2 separate regions of the Homo sapiens genome follow, and region 1 is linked to region 2. A link is a contact called in ENCODE Hi-C or POLR2A ChIA-PET data. All regions are on one chromosome and are shown on one strand. The core of a region is the stretch at or near the end of the contact, and the rest is flanking DNA. Distances in the headings are between cores, read along the strand shown.

The links. Hi-C counts contacts between places; a loop is a spot of excess contacts on that map. ChIA-PET counts read pairs that join two places held with the same protein, here RNA polymerase II (POLR2A).
Region 1: a loop to region 2 is called in a map of breast epithelium, with 27 times the contacts of the local background. The contact joins the enhancer-like site here to the promoter of WDR35 in region 2. A Hi-C loop is called at or near these places in 1 of 168 maps with a recorded cell type or tissue (breast epithelium). POLR2A ChIA-PET finds 5 or more read pairs at or near these places in 1 of 52 experiments (HEK293).

Annotation. Positions count from the first base shown.
Region 1 is chr2:19,119,476-19,123,135 of GRCh38, reverse strand. No RefSeq gene overlaps it. Among named protein-coding and RNA genes, the nearest start is that of LINC01376, 94 kb to the right of the region's middle. Within about 2 kb of position 1,660, at least 5 of the 41 ENCODE cell types and tissues checked have a DNase peak (open chromatin) inside an H3K27ac peak, as active enhancers do; they include breast epithelium, where a contact is called at or near this core.
Region 2 is chr2:19,987,804-19,991,402 of GRCh38, reverse strand. WDR35 (WD repeat domain 35) reads left to right here and starts at 1,298. Exons shown (of 27, transcript NM_020779.4): 1 at 1,298-1,411; 2 at 2,121-2,238. The coding sequence starts at 1,388. It overlaps WDR35-DT (WDR35 divergent transcript), which reads right to left and starts at 1,199. Exons shown (of 3, transcript NR_110235.1): 1 at 909-1,199. RefSeq lists a silencer at 1,078-1,157 and enhancers at 1,318-1,367, 998-1,501, 1,518-1,567.

The sequences.
Region 1 (3,660 bases), core at 411-2,910, 870 kb after region 2:
GACCTCCTTCTTCCCAAGGGTTGGCTAGAACAGTCATTTCCTGATATGGTTTGATTCTGTGTCCCCGCCCAAATATCATGTCAAATTGTAATCCCCAGTGTTGGAGGTAAGGCCTGGTGGGAGGTGACTGGATCATGGGGACAAATTTCCTCCTTTGGTGCTGTTCTCCTAATAGAGTTCTCATGAGATCTGGTTGTTTAAAAGTGTGTGACCCCTCTCCCCTTCTCTCTCTTACTCTTGCCCTGGCCATGTAAGATGTGCCTGCTTTCCCTTCGCCTTCCACCATGATTGTAAGTTTCCTAAGGCCTCCCCAGCCATGCTTTCTGTACAGCCTTCAGAACCATGTGCCAATTAAACCTCTTTTCTTTATAAATTATCCAGTCTCAGGTATTTCTTTAGAGCAATGCGGGAACAGACAAGTACATTTCCCCAGCCGGGTCTTCTAATGTATCACCACTTCTTGAGAACCTTGTGAAAAGGATTCAACAGTCAAGTGGGCTTAGAAAAAGCTGCATCTTATTTCTTTTGGAAATTTACAACACACCCTGAGAAGTCATATAGGACCAAACCCATCTAAATTTATCTCACAATGTTTTGAATATTGTTGCATGGAAACTTTCCCCTGCTGAATACCTGTTAATATATCATTTAATGAATGTTCAGCAGCTCTCATTTTGTGAAACCCCACATTTTGTGAAACCCTTCTCAGGGCTTCTTAGTGAGGTCAGTTTCTTTGCAGTGCTTTCTGAATGCTGCACGACTTACCATTTATGAAACAAGTGTCACAGATTAACCTCAGTTAATCCTCAAAGCAACTTTGAGGTAGGTACTAGTCATTCAATCACTAATTAATTAAATAATTCATATTTATTAGTTATCTACTATGGGCATGGCACCCAGGACAAGTTTGCTATTATCCCCATTTTATAGATGGAAAAACTGAGGCACAGAAAAGTTAAATAATCTATCCAGAGTGACATGATCTGCAGATGACAGAGCCAGAAACAAATTTCAGCTTCTTTGATTCCCCATCTTCTGTTGTTTTCGCTTTTCTGACTGCAGATAAGTCTGTAACTGTCAGCTTGCCCCAGTATCACTCTAGAAGTTCAGGAGAGGGGTCTTTGCTATAAGCCGAATCTAGATTCCTGCTCTGTCTCATCTTCCCCTGATGTTGTCTCTGCTTTCAGCTCTGAGGGTCTGCAGAGACTCAGAGCCCCGGCCACCTTTGTAGTTCCATACTCTGAAGACAGAGAGCAAGACAGAGGCCTTTGAATTCCTCTGCACTTGGCTGCTTCCTAGAAGAGACTCTCCCAGACACAAAGCTTTGGGACAATCATTCTAAAGGGTGCCCAGGCATGGTGGGCAAGGGTGGGAGGCCTTTGGACCTTGGAGTTTCCTGTGCTGTGGTCTAAGACCTGTTCAGTCAAGTCGAATTGTACCGGAATTGTGGAGTTTGTGTAGCGAGCCCACAGCCAGCTGTTTATTATTTTAAGAACTCTTGGTTGCTGCTCTTAGATATGGGGGTGGAGGGGGGCAAGCCTACTGTGCAGGGCGGCTGCCACATTCTTCTGGGAATGACAATGTTCCTCTGTGTGCTCTGCAGTGACCCCTCGGGCAGAGCTACTGCATTCCAGAACCCTATGCAGCCAGATGAACAGAAACTATTTTATCTCCTCAGTTATTGAAACAGAGTTGAAGATCTAGCAGTTGGACTTCTTTCCCTCATGTAGCCTTTATATAGGGAAGACCCCACTGGGGACTTGGGATTGTGACACTCATGGCTGTATCAGAGTAATAGGTCTGCATGCTCACACTATGCTCTGTGAAGCTCCCTCTTCTTTTCCTCACCTTTCAAAATGTGTCCCTGCTGGGTGCCCTGCAGTATGAATGTCTCAGTGTCCCACTGAAACATCTGTTATTACCCAATCGGGCTCAACACCCCTTCCAGCCATGTCCCAAGACGCTAGCGCTGAGTACTTTCAATGAAACAGAGCAATGTCCTCGAGCTGTAAATGCCTCCCAAAGACAATCGGACAGAACTTCATTGTTTTGGGGAAGAAGGCGCCTCACATAGTGGTCACATTGTGGTTACCAGGGCCTGATGATTAATCCACAGAGAGGATGTGCAGGAGAGAAGAGCTGGCATCATTCCTGTAGACGGAGATTCTTGAAAATTTCATGTCTCCAACTGAACATGTACATCAGAAACACAAGATTCCCATTGTAACAGTTTCTTTGGTGACCTTATTTTTCCATTTGTCAGTTGGCATATATGTAAGTACCTTTTGTCTCTGCCCAGGGATACTGTGTTCCTGAAGTATAAATGTTTTTACTCTTCAAAAATTTACATTGTGCTGACTACAATTATACTTCTAAAGATGCACACATATTGTGCTTTCTAAAATTTCTAAATCAGAAATGAAATATTGGGCAAATGGTGCATGTAGAAATTAACATATTCAGATACTGATCAATATGTATATATTTAGTACAAATATTAAATTCTTTTTAAAATCAAGTTTTCAAAAGCTCTGTGCCCAGATCTTTTGGGGTTACTCTAGGGGTTTCAAGCACTATCTGCCATGATTCTGTCCTCCACGATTCTGTCCTCCACATGATCACCACCGAGTGAAGAGGACTCATAAAGTGAGACAAACACTATACTCATAGGCAAACGCTGTATGAGAGGAGCTGAAACAGAAGAATACAATGATATCTGGTGGATGACAATTCGCTGCTCTGACAATACTGGTACTGGACCTTAGACAACTTCTTTGAGTTTCTGTTCCCTCTTCCAGATAAGTTTGCTCTGAAGAATAAATCATGAGATGTATGTATAACACGCTCTTTCTCAACCAGCCTGATGGAATAGCTGGTTAATAAACATTTGTTTTAGGATGGCATTGTGATTTTGGACTCCTATGAAATATTTTCAAACATAATCTTAGTAACTGTGCCCCTCAGGCCTCTTCGGAACAGCAGTAGCTGCCAGGTGGGCAATGGCAATGGGGATGAAGGTGGGGCTGGTGCAAGAGTCATTAGGAATTTGGTCATTGGTTGGATATCAGATTAGGGAGATGTGTCTCAGAGAGTTTGTGTTTCTACAGTGGACAGCTGGGCATCTAATCCAGCTCCTCCAATATCCCAATTAAATGTATGCTTCAGCTTTTGGGGAAACCCAGCCCAGAGTGCACTGCCTTCAGGTCTGTGTTCAGAAGCAAGCCTTCTGTCAAGGCGGAGTGGGATGAGCTGTTGCTTATTTTTATAACCTAACATCACACCAGACAGGGCTCAAGGCTCAGAAGACAAAGCAGAGAAAGTTGTGTCTCTTTGAATGTTGTGTCTCTTTGTTTTGAGCTCAAGGCCTTTTAATGCCATCAAATGTCTCCTTGTTCCCTTGTTGTGCAACAGGGCATGCAGCTCTGAATGGGACCTTTTATAATTGGAAATTCCATCACCGTTCCAGTTGCCCCTGATTCTCTTCCCTGCCAAGCAACATCCTCCAAGACTTTGAAGTTGCATGTTTGAAGGAAGCATAGCCCACCCACACCTCCCCACCCATGTTCCTGTCCACAGTGTCAGCTCAGACTCTGCAATAGAAGGGGGACCAGCTTCTGGCTGCCACATTTCAGGAGCTGGAGTCAGGGGGCCTGTGCTGTC
Region 2 (3,599 bases), core at 49-2,548:
TTGGAAAGAATTCCTCATGGAGACTGATTTGTGCTGGTTTGGCTAGGCACAACTGGCCTGTTAAGAGGGTAGGACCATATATAAAGTGGCTTGGGAAGCAGAGCCGGATGGAATGTTGCCCTGCAGAAAGCATATTGGCTTACTTGAGGTGGGGGCTCCCTAGTAAAAACATTTAGGATTGAGGGAAGATCTGATTTTGGATGGAGTTTAGATTTGCTAGGAAAGGCACTAGGGACTATTGTCAATTCTATAATAGATTGTGCTGGGTGAGACAAATCACCCAGGTCAAAGGATTGGAGGATTTTTATTTTATTTTTGTCTGAGATGGGAAAAGACTCCAAGTGGGGAAATTAACTACTGATGCATAAATTACATGCTAGATTATGGTAAAAGGGAAAACCAGAAATAAAAACATAGGTGAGACCAAATAATTTCATGAGTGGTTCTACTTGGATTTCTGCCCTATGCCTTAGACTTTGAGGCTTTGTAACTCTCAAGCATTCCAAAAGGACAAAGGAGAATGAAGAAAGAAGGTAAGAAAAAGAAGAGAATATGTAACAGTCGACTCTAGACGAGAAAACACCAAACGCTCAAATATTTGTAAAATGGGAGGCCATGCCCCAATAGCAATTGTACGCTGTAATTACCCAACGTTTACAGAAATTCCTTTAAAAGGACCCTCGGGGTTGCGGTAATAATTAAACTGTTAAAAAATATCAAAACAAGCGGAATAAACAAAATCTTCTATTCCTAAATTGCTCTAGAGGTTCTCCAATCCCCAAAGACACAGAGAAGGGTTGTAAGATCTCAGTACGCACATTTGCACTTTCATCTGGCCAGTGGCGCCAGCCTATCAAATACAGTAAATGGCTTTTCCCTTTCAAGAATGTTGGAACTTTGGAACTTACAAAATACTAAATAATTTGCCCTTATTCGAACGGGCGCCTCTCCTCTTAGGTTTATAGTAATGCCACCTGAGGCGCGGCTCCATAGCGATCATCACAGGTGTGGCGGGAGGGAGGGCGGCAGTGACCACGAGACGGGGCGCAGAGGGCGAGCGCACGGCTGGCAGTGACAGGTCGCGACCCAGCTCCTTGCGGAGAGCAGAAAGGCCCAGACGCCAGGGAACAGGACTAGCCCAGCTACCGCCTCGCGCCTCGCGCCCTGCGCCCACAAACCCATCGACGTCCGCGCAGGCGCACTACGCCGGTGCCCGGTGCGAGGGCGTCACCGGAAGTGTCCCGCGGCGCCCCGGATGCGACCGGGCAACAGCGGTTGCCAGGGCGACGGGAGCTTTCCGGAGCTGCTGGTACTCCCGATTGGAGACGTAGAACCGTTACTTGTCGAGGGCCTTAGCGGCCGCCGTGACCCTCTCGGGGATCCCACGATGTTCTTCTACCTGAGCAAGAAAGTGAGTTTCCTGGGGGGCGTCCTCGTTTCTCCGCCATTCCCGCAGCCTGCGGCGATTCCCGCTGCCTTCCCGAGAAGCCAGGCTCCTTCACCCGGTCCTGGTCGTGGCTTCGCCATTCCGCAGCCATCCTTCCCGCCGGGTCCAGCCTCCGACCTCTTCCTGCGGTTCCCAGAGCCTCAGTCTTTGGCCGAGCTTGCTGCCCTCTCGCAGCACTCTCCCATTCCTGCCCCTGGCTAGGTCCTTTTGGGTGGCTTGAGGATAAGTCGCCACGTGCTACCCTATGTTTCCTCCTCCACTTGTTGCTGATCCACGTGATTTAAACTCTTTGGATCACCACGAGCCATTGGGCAAGAGAAAAGAAATAACAATAGGATAGCCTAAGTTGTAGGTAAAAAGGAAGAGGGACTGGTGGTATGGATTTATACCCTCTCCCCGTCCTCCCTTTAAAAAATCCATCCGGTGAGACTCTGGCGTTGGCTTCCTCCGCAGTCACTATCCTTCTCTTTTGTGCACTTCTTTCCCTCTTTCCCAAATGCTAGAGCCCGGGTCAGTTCAGGGGACCATGCCCATTTTCACAACAGCTCATTTTTTTTCTGCAAGGCCGTTCGTTTTTCTTCTTGGAAGATTTTCTTCAGCTTTCATCTCCTGCAGACTTACTTCCCAGCTCCTTCGTGAAAAGTTGCTAGTGCGGCTGTGGTTGCTTTTTCAGATTTCCATTCCCAATAACGTGAAGCTGCAGTGTGTATCCTGGAACAAGGAACAAGGGTTCATAGCATGCGGTGGTGAAGATGGATTACTGAAAGTTTTGAAATTAGAGACGCAGACAGGTAAATGAATGCAAGCCCACATGTTTGGTAGTAAATTGGCTAATGTTATTTGTTCAGTGCGGTCTACTCATGTTATCTGTCAATATGCAGTTCTGATTATTTTAAAGGGAAAACTACCAAAACATTTTATGGTGTTTTTCTGGAGTATATTTGCAATAAAGTTCAGAGAATGTTGAATGTAAACATCGGATGGTTTTTGCTGAGTTATTAATGGAAAATGAAAAATAATGAAGAATGAAAATAAGTCACTGTGTTATGCTATGTCTAATTATTGTACTATATTATTAGGAGTCTAAAAGAAATCCTGTGAGTCAACATTTCACTAAGAAAATCTGGCAGATTGTTTACAGGTCTGTGTCATCCTTTCTGCTTATCAGATGCATTAATGGTTATTCACCTAGTGTCCAAGAACAGAAAATGGGATACGTTTTACATTTCTATTAGTAGGTCTCTTGTCTTTGCTGCTTGATTTCTTTCTTTATCTAGTTCTCTGGAATCACAGCAAACAGCTTCCCACTTCTTAGCCCCCCTAGATTGAAGACCTAGATAAGGTAATTGGAGTTAAATCTCAGCTCTTCCACAAGACTACTGAATGACTTTCAACAAGTTAGCTGAGGATCTTACTACTTTAGTTTAGTCTTCCATAAAATGAAAATGTAGGGGGTTAAACTGCATTACATTTTTGGATTCCTTACAACATAGCTTCTCAAACTGTATTAGGTATAAGAATCACTGGAAGAGGTTGTTAAGATGGATTTCATGCTCTACCCCCACACAATAGACCCGGGATGGGGCCTGAGAATTTCCATTTCTAGTGAAGCTGAGTTGCTGGTCCTCAGACCGCACTTTGAATAGCATTACCTTACAACTTTGAATGCGGTATGAATAATAAATACTTATTGACGATTTTCCATGTAGTGGATGTTTAACCTTCACAATCTTATTTGACTTCACAATAATCTTGGGCAGTAGGTATTCTAGGTGAGAAAATTGAGGCTCTGAGCTGTTAACTGCCCTAGGTCACGCAGCCAGTAAGTGGCGGAACAAGGATGTGAAACTAAGTTTGTCTCACATTCAAGTCCTTGTTTTTAACCACTACACAAAGGGCTAGTGGACAGCCTAAGTAAAGAAGAGTACCAATTAAAGTTTGGCTTATGCTGTTTTATAGTTCAATCTGTCAGTGCTTTAGTTTTTTAAAACTGTGTTAAAAGAAAGTTTTTCTCTGTTTCTTAAATGTGTATATAGATATATATATACGTGTGTATATATATATATGTGTGTCTGTATATACATACTTTTGCTTACAATATTTGGCAAGTTTTTTTTTTTTTTTTTTTTTTTGAGACAGAGTTTCGCTCTGT